Linked DNA regions of Homo sapiens: region 2 is linked to region 1. Evidence: chromatin loops called from intact Hi-C (ENCODE). Cell type or tissue: breast epithelium. All regions are shown on one strand.

Region 1 (8,000 bases):
TTTCCATTTGTTTGCAAAGAGTTGAAGATAAATAGTACTAATCCTCCAAAATATTCAGCAGTCAGATTTGTCTACAAGATCTCCAGCCTCTATTCCTGTACCTGTCATCTCCTCCTTCCAACCCAGACACCCACTTTGTGCTCTTCTGACCTCTTGTTCTCTTTCTCTGCCAAAAACTCTGGAGGAAGGAGCATACCCTCCAAGTGTGTTCACTGATTGGCTGATGGTACCACCTCTACATGCATTCACTGATTAGCTGATGAGACTCTACCCTATATATGTGTTTATTGGCTGGGTTATGGCACTCTGGTGTAACATGCATCCAAATCAAAGAAATATGCATTACAAACCATTTGCTTACATACTGTTTGGGTGATGATGGTGGAGGGGTGAATGGCTGGTGGAGGGATGGAAGCCAGAAACAAGTAAACAAGTGGAAAAGTCCTTCCATGCTCAACTTACCTACTCCGACACCCACTGCCTGTCCCAGGTTTCCTGTTGCTCCCTCAGCAGCCTGTGCTCCCCCTAGTCAGCACTGGTACTGGTATTTCCTAATGTCTTATCTTTAGTTCCAACCAGACTAAGCTCCTTGAAGGCTGAGGCTGTTTCTGTCTTATTTCTGAATTTCCAAATACAAAATCAGCACTCAATAAATTTTCACTGGATAAATAAATGGATGAATTAATTGAGGTTGGGATATAAGTGTTCTAATGTTGCTCTTTTAAGTGACTAGTTATGATTGAGGGACAGACTGTCCTTTATCTCTCCATCACCATCAGATGTTCTTTGTTCCCTGAGAAGTGCTTAGAAGCTTTGGCATAAAAGTTACTAGAAGCAGAATTAACAAACACCGTCATTGTCTGCTTCTCCTAGGTGCAAGCATGTTAGCTCCTTACCCCAACTTTGACTTATCCTGTCCCAAGACTCCCAATTGCATATTTTATGTTGTTTGGTGCTCTTGATGTTTCATCAGTCAGGTTATTCAGACAAATGTTTATTGTGGGCCTACTAAAGTTCAGGCACAGTGCTGGCCACTGAGGAGTCAACAATGAACAAACCCAGCCCAGTCCCTGAGTTTGCCAAGCTTGCAATCTAGTTGAGTTATTATTTTATGAATTTTCCCAGTCAGAGGCTTCTTCCCCATCCACGCATTCATCTATCCATCCAATCGACTCCCTTTCTTTTTTTAATAAATAAATTGCTGAGAAAAAGTTGGGTGTTTAGAATATACTTGTCAAATGAAGGCTGACTGTAGTTTGGGTTGTTTTGGCATCACAGAAATATTAAAGCTAGAAAGGATTGTGCTGGATAGGCTCTGTCTGCCCCTCCAGATCATCTCCATCCTTCCTCCCCTCATCCTGTGCCCTAGGAGTCTGACCTGTGGGGAATTCATCAATGGGTCCCTGGCCCTCTGGCTTCCAGTCAGTCAGGTTCAGCCAATGAAAGGCACGAGCACAGGGCTGGACCTCCATCCCTCCGCGGCAACCCAGAAGTCTTTCCAAGTTCCATTGTTGGCTTCATCCCCTGCCCCATTACCACCTGCCTAGGGAGTGGAAACAGCTTCCTGGCTCTCACCAGCCCACAGACACTGCACCATTTTTTAACCCTGCCCACACCTGTGTAAATAAGCCCTCACCTGTTTCCTGAAGGGACTTGGACACAAAACCCATCTCTTGCAACCTCCAGATGTGGAATCATAAATTCCCGAAGAAAAGGGTCAACTTTCAATCTGTGGCTTTAGAGCTGCATTGTGATTTTACTACTCCCAGCATACACAGATTGATATTTTAAAAATTTTTCTATGGGCCGGACAGAATTATGCCAGGATTAAGGTCAAGCCTGAGGTGCCAACTGAAACAAATGTACAAGGAACCAAGTGACAAATGCTTGGCATTTCAAATTCCGAGAAGCCACAGCCAGTGGAATGAAGTTCAAACTATGCTGTGAGACTGACATCCATCTATTTCAGTTCTTTCCCCAAGTCATACCCCTAAATAGGACAAAGTGCCATTTCCAAGTGACCTCAGGTTTCCCACCTGTTTTGTTCACAAACTTCCATCTGCCTGGAATACCTCCCCAATGCTTGTTTCTGTTAAGTCCAATCCCTTTCCACACTACAAGGCCTATGCAAATGAATTCGCCTTCGTAAATGATCAAGCTTTCTCCAATTATTTCCATCAGAAAATAGCTTGTTTTCCTCTAGATACTTGGAGCATTTTCTTTGTACTCATCCATATCATATACTCCTGATTCGTGTTAGAATTATTTGTGTTCAGGTATTTTTCTCACTCCCAAGTTTTGAAGAGTCCTGAGCTCAAGACAATGTCTTACATCTTTTTGTTTACCCTGATGGACTATTGTAGTGCTTCAAAAATTGAAATTCCTAACTAAATGTTTGTTGACTGACTAAATGAATGAATGAATTAGCAACCAAAGTTATTTTTTTCTTGGGACAGTGATATAATTTCTTCTGAGTCTCAGAAGACCAAACCATATTTCACATATTTATCTAGAAATAGCAAATTCGTAAAAGCAAATGGCACTATATTTGAGGAGAAATATTTTCAGATTGTTTCCATATGTGTTTCTATATATATCGGCTTATGCAATATTTTAAATCAAATTTAACACCATGTGGCCATGTATCTCCTAGAAACTCATAACGATGATTTAGTTCAGAGCTTAAAACAATAACAAGAAAGTTCTTAAAGGAGATGTGTTCCTTTATCCTCAGTCCTGCTTATTCTCTAGAAGTTTCCTTTCCAGGCTTGGCTCAGATGTCACTTTCTATCTGTGACCTTCTCTGACATCCCCAGGCAGAACTGCTCCCTCTCCCGAGTTTTCCTTGCCCTCTGTGTAGACTTTTGTTGTGGCTTTTATCCCACTGCTCTGTGGTTAATTACGTGTCCAGCTCCCAGTGAGACCATGAGCTCCTTAAGAGAAGGGACCCAGTCTTGTTCACTTTTGTCTTCCCAGACTTAATATTGTACCTGGCACAGAGTAAGCGCTCAATAAATGCAGTCTGAAAGGAATTGATCTAAGGCCAATTGTGCACTCTGGCTCCAAAAACCTAACCTATGCTTCCTTTGGTTTAAAAACCTGAGACATTTATCAGTTGGGTATGATGGAGGAAAACACATACATGCCCAAAACTGCTCTTAGGAAGCGGCATCCAGATTTCTTAGCTATAGCCATCTACTCAACAGGACCCTAGTTCAGGTCTCAGGGGTAACCTCCACATTAATCCTTTTTGCTTGCAGGTGCAGGATAGCACCTCAGCACCAATTCAGGAACATGTCTTCGTATAGCTAAAATAGGGAACTTGAGATAGAGCCGTGTTTCAAGTCAGGGAGGAGAGAAAACTACAGTGCACTGAGCATTTACTCTGCACTCAGCCCTTTGCATACCTAATCACTTTCAGCACTCACACTATCCACAGGGTCGGCACAGTTTGATTATCCCAAGCTGCAGTAGCACACCTCCAGGGCTCAGTGGAACCATTCTTCTTAGACACACTGGAGGTGTGTCTAAGACAAACTGGAGGTAGCTTCGTTGGAGTGAGTTTCAGGATGGGGATGAGGGTCAGGTGTATCTCTTAGATTACCTCAAGCCACACAGCTGCCAATCCACTGCCTTCCAGACATGCTGATCTTTCCATTCCCTGCAGCCACCAAACTCCTTTTCAACTCGGGTATTTGCACATGCTGCTGCTGCCTGCTCTGACCTCCTCTCCTACTCTCTTTCCCTGGCTACTTCCTACTTGCCATTTAGGCCAGTAGTTCTCAAAGTGTGGTCTCCAAATAGCAGCCTCAGTGTCACTTGGAACTTGGAGACACAAATTCTTGGGGTCCACCTCAGACGTTGGGGGTCAGCCCTTGAAACCTGTGTTTTAACAATCCCTCCAGGTGATTGTGATGTACGTTAAAACGTGAGAAGCACCGTTCTAGGCTTTATGTGAACTGTAGCTCTACAGAGGGGTTTCCCAGCCCCCACCTCCCAAAGCTGAACTGCGCCCCTGCTATTATGCTCTCTCATCTTATCAATAAAACACAGGTCTGACTGTGTTGGTGCTACGGGAAACACTTTGTTTCCAAAAGCAAGCAAACAAAATCAAACACAACCACCAAGGTAAATGTAGTGAAAACTCACTGACACCCATGTCTAAATATCCTGGAAGAGTTCAAGTGACAGGAGCTGGCACTGCGCCAACTCTCAGGGTGTGGCTGTCCTTGTGCTTCTTGGATTTTTTGAATCCCCAGACTCTGTTGGTTTTACTAACTCAGAAGGCCTGAGGCCTCTCTTATCAGACCTCTGCATCAGAATCCTGAATAACAAACGTCTTCTGAACTGAGTACAAGGAAGTCAAGATTTCTCTGGAGTTAGAGGCTGAAAAACATGATTGCAAAGCTGGTGAAAAGAGGCCCTACTGAAAACATGGCAGGTCTGCAGGGACGAGGTGGAGCTTCCATTTCAGAGTGGGAGGAGGGACCCATGTTAGAAATGCTGTGTCTGGACCTGAAGCCATGGGGAGTAATGGAGGGAGGCTGTTGATGGAGCTGAGGCCACTGGTCTGGCAGCAGAGGAAGGAGCTGCGGTAAAGCCCACTCTGTCACTTGCTGAACACACATGCCATTCTCTTCCCCATCACAGGCACATCCCTAAAGGCTGCTTCTGCAGAAGGGATATGACTTGCCTTCGCCCCAGCATCCCTGACTTGCCATTCCATCCAGATCCAGCTCTGCTCCTGAATCTGCCCTGCCTCAGAGGGGCAGGAGGAGTGGGGTCCCACCAGGGCACAAGTGGCAGAGCAGCCCCTGCACAGGCAGTTCTGGGTCAGGGAGCTGGAACCACGCTCCTGGTGCCAGAGCCCAGTTTCATCCCCAGACGGCAGCCGAGGCTCTGTGCCAGGGCTGCCGTGCAGCCTCGCTGCTCCCTGGCCTCCCTCCAGCCCCCGTGCCAGGAAGGAACAGCCTGACACAAGTGAAGAGCAGGCAACTGGATGCTTCCAGCTCTGACTTCTCAGGCTGCCATGCCCTGTCAGAGTGTTACTCCTTTGCCCTGTTCCATAGTTAATTTAGTAATTCAAGGGGAGAGGGGCAGGATGGAGATAGACTTAGACTCTCGTATCGTCCCTGTCTTCAAATTTAAAATATTTTCCAGGCTCAGGCACAAATTTACTTGTCATCACTTGGTTCCCAACAGAGGAAAAAATACAATGGAAAATTAGATCCTGTGTCACAGTGTCATGGGTATAAATAAAATGAAAGGCTAGCTTGACGTCAGCAGTGAGGATTCTCACATTCCACTTCACTTCCTCATCATCAAACATTTGGCTCATGTTACCCCCTTGTGTGGTGAAAGCCAGCTAGTGTAAATGGGTGGGGGCTCTGTGCTGTGGGGGCTGTGTTTCTCCCTCAAGACTCCCCAGGAGTCCTGGGCACACGGTCCCGCAGGGTGGGCCTCACTCCCTGGGCTGGGTGTTTTCTGGGTTTGAGGTGACATTCCTAGCAGATGTCACAATCCGTTCTACTCATCCCTTCAATTTCTCCAAGTCTATTTTTCCACTCAAATTTTCCTGCTCAGGAGCAGCCAGCTTGTCTTTTCACCAGACTTCCTGAGCATACATTGAGGGGACATCTCTCTTCCTGGATAGGAGAAAGGTGGATGCAGGAGGGAGCAGCCGCGTGCCCCCTTGCACAGGAAGGGGCAGGTGTGGAAGGACTCCACTGCACCCTCCGCATCGACGTGCCCTGGAAAGTGCTGTGCACATCGGCCAGGGTGTCTTGATTCATATTCTATACACAATCTAAATTTGGAACTATTTAAACAAACCCTGTGGTAAATAATTTTGTAATGCAAACACTCCCCAACAGGTTCTTTCTTTGTAAATCTAGCTATTCCTCTATTGGGTTTTTCTCAAAGTGTTAAGCACCCCTGTGGCCCAAAGCCAAAAACAGACATGGTCTGGTGTACAACCCAACACATCCTTATCATTAAGGGGCATCTGACTTCAAAGAATGGTGAGGAGTGTTGACAAGCAGGGCCACACTTATGAATACACCAATAACTGTTAATGCAATACAGGAATTAGTGCCTGCTATGACCTGGTTTAATGTCTTGGCACTTAGAGCCATGTCACAGGATCTAGGAGAGTTGTGGAGTCTCTTCCCAATTCACATGCTGCCAGGCAAACTTTCAGATGTTAAATCTTTGTTTTGAAATCACTACATTCAACAAATATTTGTCAACCCTACTTTGTGCTAGGGACCAATGTGGTGCCGGGTATACAGGAATGGAGATGATCCAACTTCTGTGGCCAACTCCGGTCCGGATAGGGAAGGATGTACTGTACCGTAGGGAAAAGAGTGGTCTTTGGGGTCCAGTAGATAAGTTTAATACAGTTCTGTCTCTTCTTGGCTGTTTGACTTTGGGCTTGTTACTCAGCCTCTCTCTGTGACAAAGTTGCCTACCTCAGAGGTTTGCGAGCTTGGTGTGGGATAACCAACATAAGGTGTTTCATAGGGTGCCTGGGCCCTGACAAGTCCTGGTAGGTGCTCAGCAGCACAGGCTCTCTTCCCGCCCTCTTCCCCCACTCCAGAGTTGCATCTGCTGCCTAGAAAAATATATAAAAATAGAAAAGAAAATGACTGTTGCATATACACACAAGGGAGTGTTCATTCTCTCACCCTACCCTACACACACTTGCACACGTGCACATGCTTTAACCTGGCCTTAGATAGGCGTCATTATTCCAGGCCACAGATCACAATGTTATTTTTAGAATGAGATTTCTAACTCTGCTTCCACTCAAGGAGAAGTATATTGGGTTGATAATGGATTGAAATGGCATTTGGTCATTTTCCTCTCTGTGTGTACTCACTGGGGCAGGATTTAGTAATGCCTAGACCTCAGGCCCTTCTCATTTTGTATCCCATTATGGTACCGAAGACAAGCCGGTGGCCTGAATTCTGGGAGACCTATTTTAGAAGATGTGTTTCTTTGACCACAGAAGGTTGTGGGGTTTTTTTTGTTGGTTTTTTTTTTTTTTTTTTTTATCTTTACCGAAAGAATCTCATGAAGAAATGTTGTTCTTCAAGAACTATGCCAGGACAGGCCCAGGGCAGAATTGTGAAGTGCAGAGAGTTTCCTTCCATCATTTCTTCTGCTTCTCCTCAACCTAAGCACTGAGCATCCAAATGCCACAGCTGGCTTCCAGAACCTTCTATGATAATGTTTTGTCTGTTCTGATATAATCCAAGCTCTTATCTTTCCTTTTTTTTTTCTTTTTCTTTTTTTTTTTTTTTTGAGGCAGTCTCACTCACGATCTCAGCTCACTGCAACCTCTGCTTCCTGGGTTCGTGATTCTTCTGCCTCAGCCTCCCAGGTAGCTGGGATTACAGGCATGCACCACCACACCTGGCTAAGTTTTGTATTTTTAGTAGAGATGGGATTTTGCCATGTTGGCCAGGCTGGTCTTGAACTCCTGGCCTCAAGTGATCCGCCCAGCTTGGCCTCCCAAAGTGCTGGGATTACAGGCATGATCCACCATGCCTAGCTAAGTTCTTATCTTTCTTAGACCTCAAAACTCTCCCTTCCTATAATCCTTCCCATATCTATCTGCTACATGGATATGGTTTAGCCCATGAGGTACAATGGAATTTTTATGCCAGTAGGGAGAAGGTTTTTCTGTTTTTTGTTTTTGTTTTTGTTTTTGTTGTTGTTGCAGTTGTTGGTTAGAGAAGCCCTATTGTCTGTCTTAGACCTATTTTAGGGCACTTACCATGCCAGGGGAAAGGATGACATAGGCAGGAGCCTTGTACGTCCGAAGAGGTTAGATGTTCCACCCACACACTCAGCATTTTCTTCTTTTCCTTTGGACCCAGTGCTATGCTGAAGCAGGCCTGTACTGGTTCATGAGAGCTGAGTGTGAAAATTTCAGGAATTTTTCAAGATGGTTGTTAGACACTGTCATTTTTAAAAATTAAATTATACAGGCAAGT
Region 2 (8,000 bases), 760 kb before region 1:
TTGCTTCTTTCACTTAGCATAATGTTTTCTGGGTTCAGCCACACTGTAGCATGTTTCAATACTTTGTTCCTCTTTTTTCTGAGACGGAGTCTCACTTTGTTGCCCAGGCTGGAGTGCAGTGGCACAATCTCGGCTCACTGCAACCTCCACCTTTCAGGTTCAAGCAACTCTCCTGCCTCAGCCTCCAAGTAGCTGGGATTGCAGGTGCACGCCACCACCTCACCCAGCTAATGTTTATATTTTTTAGCAGAGACAGGGTTTCACCATGTTGGCCAAGCTAGTCTTGAACTCCTAACCGCAAATCATCTGCCAGTCTCAGCCTCCCAAAATGCTGAAATTACAGGCATGAGCCACTGCGCCTGGCCCATTCCTCTTTATGGTTGACAAATATCCTATTGTCTGGATATACCACATTTTGTTTATCCATTCGTCTGTTGCTAGAGATTTTGGTGTTTTCACCTTTTGGCTATTGTGAATAGTGCTGATAGAAACATTCATGTACAAGTATTAGTTTGAGTAACTATCTTCATAATTTATTATTTTTAAATGTACCACCTCATTTGTTTTTCAAGTTAGGTTGAGAACAAGAAGTATTTTACTGACAAAAAACAAGCTCAGAGTGATTTGCTCAAGATTTCAAAGGTAGTAAGCAACCAAGAAAGTCAAAACTCCTGACAGAAACTCCAGTGCCCTTTCAACTTATACCACAGCTGTCTCAGCTGGCTTGAGAGTCAAAAAGGAGAATGTCTGCAAAAATGATTAGCAGGCTGTAAAGCACTGTGTATATAAGGTGGTGTTCGTAGTTAGTCTTTGATATGCCAACTGACGCTATGGGAGCAGTTTCCCTAGCGGGAGGTCAGCATGTGCTGTCTCTATTATGGCCAGAAGAGAGATTTTAGAATTGCAAAAGGTATAACAGAGTGGTTGGACACCAGCAAAGGAGTTTGACAAGGCTGTCACATCTGTTCAATATTTCTACTGAAATAATCATGGGTATTGCTGTTGATGGTTACCATAGTGGTATTAAGGTTGGCAGAAGGAGATGATGTAATCTCGAGTATGCTGATGACATCCTGGCTGCTGAGTCTGTGGTTTCTGCACCAGAAGAGCTGGCGCCTTGGACTGGGGATGATTTAGACGCCGATACTGGCAGCTGAGAAGCAGAATATTTTAGCAGCAGCACAAACTGGAAGTGAATAAGAAAAGCAAGTGAAGGGTTACGCTGCCATAGTTTATGATAGGTAGTGAGAGCCACAACCCTCTCGCCTGTAAAAGAGGAGAGCAAATGGCCTAGTAAGCATTCATGAGGGGTGATCCAGAGCATAAAATGTCGCTGTGGCCTCACCCTATCTTGCCATAGACCTTTTCTTGGTTCTAATTTAGACCCAGTGTCTGATTAGTATGAAATAGCTGTTAGCTGAGCCTCAATTTGCAGACTTTTACCAAAGGAAGAGATGAAGAGCAACATGGAAGTGTGGCTACTGTCAAGCTGAGTTAAACCCAGAGTGATGACGACAATATCTTGGTGAAGGAGAAGAATGACAACAGGCTGAAAGAAAGCATCATCTGTTTCCAGAATCCTGGAACACTTCCTGCTGAAATAACTCATTCTGTGTGTCTTCATTTTCTGACAAGCAAATCTTGAAGAACAGAACTGGCATTCGTCAGGGCAAACACTAGAAGTATGCGGGTCTCCAGAAGGATCTGTGACAGGGCTTGTGAAAACTGTGTTTTTGAAGAATTCATCGTCATGTGAAAGTTCTTAGAATCTTCTTTGAAATAAAAATAGATCTTTATACCAAAATGTTCTTATGATTTTGAAAATAACACCCACTCATTGCTGAAACGTACTGAAATATGTGAAAGATAAGAGGAACAAATCATGCTATTTTCACAATTAAGAAATAATTAATGTTATGCCTTATTTTTTTCCAATATTTTATCTGTCTACATTTATTTTCTATGTATTTGGGAACCTACTTTATGTTCAATTGGTTTTCTGCTTTTAAAAATTTCACGTTTGTACATGGTATATTTCTGGCTGCTTCTCTGGATCCAAGGGTCATTCTGGGCTTTGGATTTCCTGTAGAATGGCTGTAATATTCCAGTTAGAGCCGAGGAAACTCGAAGCCTGGACTTGTCCATTCTATTAAGATAGGACATGAGGCCCGGCGCAGCGGCTCACGCCTGTAATTCCAGCACTTTGGGAGGCCGAGGTGGGTGGATCACTTGAGATCGGGAGTTCAAGACCAGCCTGGCCCCGTCTCTACTAAAAATACACAAATCAGCTAGGCATAGTGGTGGTCACTTGTAATCCCAGCTACTCAGGAGGCTGAGACAGGGGAATCACTGGAACCTGAGAGGTGGACTTCGCAGTGAGCCGAGATCTCCCCACTGCACTCCAGCCTGGGCAGCAGAGCGAGACTCCATCTCAAAAACAAAACAAAACAAAAAAGATAGGACATGACAGATTCAAGAAAACCACTCTCTCTGGTATAGTTCAAAGTTGTTGATTTTCCTTGAATACGTAATATGGTGGTGAGCCTGTGGGAAACTTCTTCGGAAACTTCCATCGGAAAGGCAGATTCTGCTTTGCAAATGTACCCTCGAGATTACCATGGGAAGATTAAAATGTGGGTATCCTCATAGTGTGGTGGAAACCTAATGTCCAGGGTGGAGAGGGATAGAGAAATAGGACAAAAAACCAGACTGCGGTTAGGCCTAGAAATTGCTCTGGAATGCCTTTCCATTTCTTTCTGCTTATCCAGCCCCTATTCAGGCTTCCAGGTTCAATTTGAGTCCCATCTCCTATAAAGCCTTTTCCAGTTAATCTCCCTTTTCTCACCTCAGATATTATTATTATTTCCTTTTTCAGTTCAAGTGTATTAATCCTGCCACGATGATACCTGATCATATTTTCTGGAGTCCATATATTGAAACATTAAAATTAAATTAATCAACATTTAATTAACAAATCAAAATTAACAAATATTTATTGAGTACCTACTGTGTATAAAGAACTGTTTTAAACACAAGTGAGGTAGAGCAGAGTAGGAGGAGGCGTAAAGATAGAGTAGGAGGAGGCGTAACAGCAGGCTCCTAACTTCAAGTATCTTACAGATTGAGCCATTTGTAGTTAATTCAGTCCCATTCTGGGAGAAAAATATATGTGGTGTATGAGTGGTGGTGGCGGCGGTGGTGGTGTGTGTACAAGTGGTGTGTTCGTGTATGTGTGTGTGTGTGGTGGTGGTAGTGGTGGTATGTGTTTGTATGGTGTGTTTGTGTGTGTGGTGGTGGTGGTGGTGTGTGTGTGTGGTGTGTTTGTGTGTGTGTGTGGTGGTGGTAGTGGTGGTGTGTGTATGTGTGGTGTGTTTGTGTGTGTGTGTGTGTGTGGTGGTGGTGTGTGTATGTATGGTGTGTTTGTGTGTGTGTGCGTGTATGTGTGTGTGTGGTGGTAGTGGTGGGGTGTGTGTGTGTGTAATTGTGGTGGTGGGGTGTGTGTGTGTGTAATTGTGGTTGTGGGGGGTGTGCGTGTATTTACAGTTGGCGGTGGTGGTGTGTCTCACCTCAGATATTATTTATGATGAAGCCCTCAGAGTTTGGCTCTCTGACCATGGACTGGCTTGAAGTGCTTCAGAAACCTACCCATTTGCCATGCACAGTTAATAAGCTCTGTGGCTAATTAGAGATGGCCACAAATTCCTCCTCCGTTGAAAATTGGGGTCCGTGTTCCCTCCCCATGAATTTGGGCAGGCTCCATGATTCCATGAACAATGATCTATGGAGGAAGTGATGTTGTGCCACTTTCTGAGACCAGGTTTTAAGAGATTGGCAGCCTCCACTTCCTGTCTCTTGAACCCCTCAATGGGGGGAAAGTCAGCCACCATGTACCACTTTGCATGGAAATGGACCAGTCTCCAGCTGTTCCACTCATCCCAGCTCAGATGCCAGTCACGTGAATGGAGGCACCATATTGGACATTTCAGTTCCAGGACATGCCATGTTGAGAAGAACCAGGGGCCCGGACATATGGATCTAGTTGAGCTGACCCATTCATCTCCAGATGTTTCAGCTGGGGAGCTGACATCACGGGACAGAAGAAATCACTCAGGTGAGTACTACCTAATTCTTAATCCATCAAATCATGAGATAGAACAATGTCATTGTTTTTATATAGCACAAGCTTTTGTGGTAGTTTATAATAAAGCAATAGATAACAAGAACAAGTTGGGGCGAGAGGTGGACCTTTTATCAGAGCTTCTCAAATTTTGCTGTGCATTCAGATCACCTAAGGGTCTTGTTAAAATACAGGCTTTGATTTAGTAGGTGTGGGGAGAGGCTTGAGATCCTATCCTGTATTTAGACAGAGTTTCGCTCTGTTGCTCAGGCTGGAGTGCAGTGGCACGATCTCGGCTCACTGCAACCTCCGCCTCCCAGGTTCAAGCAATTCTCCTGCCTCAGCCTCCAGAGGAGCTGGGTCTACAGGCGCGTGCCACCACACCTGGCTAATTTTTTGTATTTGTAGTAGAGACAGGGTTTCACCATGTTAGCCAGGATGGTCTTGATCTCCTGACCTCATGATCAGCCCGCCTCAGCCTCCCAAAGTGCTAGGATAACAGGTGTGAGCCACTGCGCCCAGCCAAGATCTTGTATTTCTAACAAGCTCCCAGGTGATAATGATGCTGCTTCTCCATGGATCATACTGTGAATGGAGAAGTACACTGAGGAGTGAGGCGTACCAGTTAGGACACACTGGAGGTACATTTATACAACTTTTCAAAGCGCTTTCACGTCTGGATCAATTACTTGAATAGCTTAATTAACTGAAAATCAGAAGCCAGAAGACACTTGAATAAAGCACGATTTCTCGAAGTGTGCTCTCTGGATCTAATTGAGTCACATTGCCTGAATTTGTTAAAAATGTACTACATCCCAGTCCTATCAGATCAGAATGGAAGGGGTTAGGAATCACCACATTGAACGAGGTCCCTAGGTAATTCTTAAGTATTTTAAAGTTTAAGAACAGCTGGTAAAGAAGAAAGAGCATTGAATTAAAAGAACTGAGTTCTAGTCTTTATGTTCGCCCCTAACTAAAGACAAACAAATCACTTCACCTTTCTGAGTCTCAGTTTCCTCATCTATCACATGGGAGGGAGATTGCTGGGCTATATGCCTTCTGTCTCTGATGTAGGGTGTATCCTACAATTCCTACACCAGGCCAACTTGACCTCTCTTCCTCTTGTCCTCTCTGTACATTGAAGGCTGGGGAGCACCATGCACTCTGCCTTAAGGCTGTCCACAGTATCATTGTGTTTCCTATTGTCTTCGTTGGCTCACAAAGAAGTGGATACAATCAGAGACACAGAACACAAAAAGTGCCATTTCATTTTTTTAAAACAAATATTAGTGTCAAGGCCAATGTGTCCTCAGAATAACATATACCTGTATCTGATATTGTAATTAAACTAAATCATTTTTGAAATTATATGTTTTTAATGGTAATTGTGCAGCCTTTAAGATTTCCTCTTACCTTGAGCACCATTGGGTAAATGTGTTCATGATTGAATTAGCAGAACTCTGATTTCAAAAGGACTTTTTAGTGATCTTTTATGGTAGATTAAAAAGCAATTTACTAATTTACAGTTCATAGGAATTCTGTGCCCTCCTTGAGTTTTGTAAATCAATTCTGTGCTAATAAATGCAACTATTGCTCCAAATGTTTCATATTGGGACAGCTGGTGTCATATACAACTCTAAACTCACAATTACATAATCAATAAAACTGTATTTTGTGCACTCCTTTCGCCCAGCATAAGCCCCTCTTAGGAATTCCTAAATTTGCAGCTGTCAACTTCTAGTTTTTGGGTAGGAAAACTTAACCAACAGGGCTGGAAAGTACCACTTTAATTATTTAATTATTTGCTCACCTTTTTTTCTAATCTGTCCTCTTTACTGTAGTGAGTAATCACAGTTGAAATACAACTGGAAAAAAAGTGACTTACCCAGGGCCCTTCCTCCTGGACACAGTTCTCTTAGCAACTAGGAAGACTAGTTTCATACTGGACACTCTTGTTTCAAAGAATGTATAATAATAATAATCATAGTAATAGTAGTGATGGTTAATTCAAGTGGAGTCTACTATGTACCAGCTAATTATCCACTTACTTCATCCTCCCAACTCAGTGAAATTCATACCTTCGCTCACACTTGCATTTTGAGAGGTTGAAGAAACTGAGGCATAGATTAAATAACTTTCCCAGGGTCCCAGAAGTAGTAAATGGTGGACCTGAGATTTGAACTCAACGACCCTGGCTCCAAAGCTTGTGCTCATACTAATATACCATACTGCCTTTATCCTTCATGTCAGATGGGCTCTTTCCACACAAATCTGCTCAGTTTCAACTGGATGACTGGTTTTCCTAAAGGAGATATCTATTATTTCTACTTGGGGCCGGTGTAAAAAATCGGCAGAGAAAGCTTTTAAAACTCAGTGCACATGGAGAGAATATCTGACAACTTGTTTTATTATTTTTCTTTTTTCCTTTCAAATTCAACTTTAACTATAAACTGTAACTCAGCCTTTGACAAGTCAACTCAGATCTGTCGAAAATGGAACTGAAAGGCTCAAGATGAAGAGTTGAGCATTTTTCTTTGGTTGGTTCCTGGGAATGAGTCTGGCTAGTTTGGAGATGGGGAAAGGCACTTTGCCCTCTGACAGCCCTTCTGCAGGAGGAAGGTGGCCAATGAAAGCTGGCACTGAGTTTGCCTTTTTTGTGGTAGCAAAGCTGGGGTGTGGGCTGAAGACAAGGTTTTCTCCTGGCTTTCTTAGGGTTTTACTAAGATGGAGGGAGTTTGGATCACAATAGGAAAGTAGAAGAGGGGTCTGGAAAATAGGCATTTGGCCTGTGGTAGTTTAAAGAATAGGTATTGGAAGGGTGGAGGAGTGAAGCCACACAGCCCAAGTGTGAACACCAGGGCTCCGTGGTGAACCCAGACATTACCCAAAGCTATTCATCCAGAGCCTTTCACAAAAGTTATAATTCTGTTAAATTGGAAAAAAGAGCTCAATGTGCTTACTTCAGTGTTAATACTTCCCTGTTCTAGGTCTTGTTGGACCTAAAAGATTTGTTGAAAAATAAATTGTTTATTCCAAAAGCAGTTACGTTATACTTGCTGAGACAGAATTGTTTGGAGAAATAGCTAGAAATTAGAGTTCAGATTTCACAGCCTGTTGTCATCCATTATTTATCTAGTCAATTTTCTTTCCCAAATTTTGCATTCCTTTTTTACCCTTCTCCTAGTCAGCTCCTGCGTTTTCTATGGATGTTGAGCAGCCGCCTGGTGCGGGGAGGCTGGCAGGCTATTGTGTATAGAGGCAGAGACCTCAGGTAAGGGAGGAAGCCAACAGGCAGGAAGCCCTACTGTTCAATATGTCAGGAACAGCATGAGGGCCCCACCTGCAGTACCTCTTCTGGAGGGTCAGCACGCCACCTAGACCCCCAGTACCTCCCTTACTTAAACTCATCTTTAGGTTCCGACCATTCCAGTGTGGCACACCCTGTGGGGGATGGGTTGGAATTTAAGGTTCAAGAGTTGGAATCCAGCCTTTCTGGAGTTACCCATAGATGCAGATGTTGGCGATAACTTATCACCAGAAGCAGGAATGAGGGCATAAGGGGAGATGTGTGCCTTAATATTGATACAAATAGCACTCTTTCCAATGTTCAAGTTGCTAAAAAGAGTCTAGACTGAGATTTGACTCCTTCGTTAGTTTGGAAATTATCACTATATTTCTTCTCCCATCATGCTTATCTCATTGCCAGAGAGATAGAATGGAAATGACTCCTCTTCTTCGTGTGTCTGAGGACTTCCCACCCTCCCCCACGGCTTTCTTTGAACAGTCTCCTTCTCCCCAAACTGCATTGCCCTTCCCTCTGCCCCTGCCCTTCTCTCTCATCTTCTCCCCCTTCTCTCTGGCATCTCTTCCTCCTTTGCCAGCC

The links. Hi-C counts contacts between places; a loop is a spot of excess contacts. Peaks named below come from ENCODE experiments on the same cell type or tissue, not always from the same donor. Only the 100,000 strongest peaks of a DNase experiment are listed, where the experiment ranks them.
Region 2: it touches region 1 in a loop (16-fold over the local background); 1 of 110 quality-filtered maps calls a loop at or near these places.

The regions. Positions count from the first base shown.
Region 1 is chr5:77,165,281-77,173,280 of GRCh38, reverse strand. It overlaps a transcript of PDE8B not described here. Among named protein-coding and RNA genes, the nearest start is that of PDE8B, 41 kb to the left of the region's middle. RefSeq lists an enhancer at 208-709. In breast epithelium, no CTCF peak of the experiment used is centred here; DNase peaks (open chromatin) are centred at 4,220 and 4,940; H3K4me3 peaks cover 629 bases; H3K27ac peaks cover 1,126 bases.
Region 2 is chr5:77,929,294-77,937,293 of GRCh38, reverse strand. All of the region lies in intron 1 of LOC101929154 (a long non-coding RNA gene), which reads right to left. Among named protein-coding and RNA genes, the nearest start is that of TBCA, 160 kb to the right of the region's middle. RefSeq lists silencers at 1-166, 2,087-2,261. In breast epithelium, no CTCF peak of the experiment used is centred here; no DNase peak of the experiment used is centred here.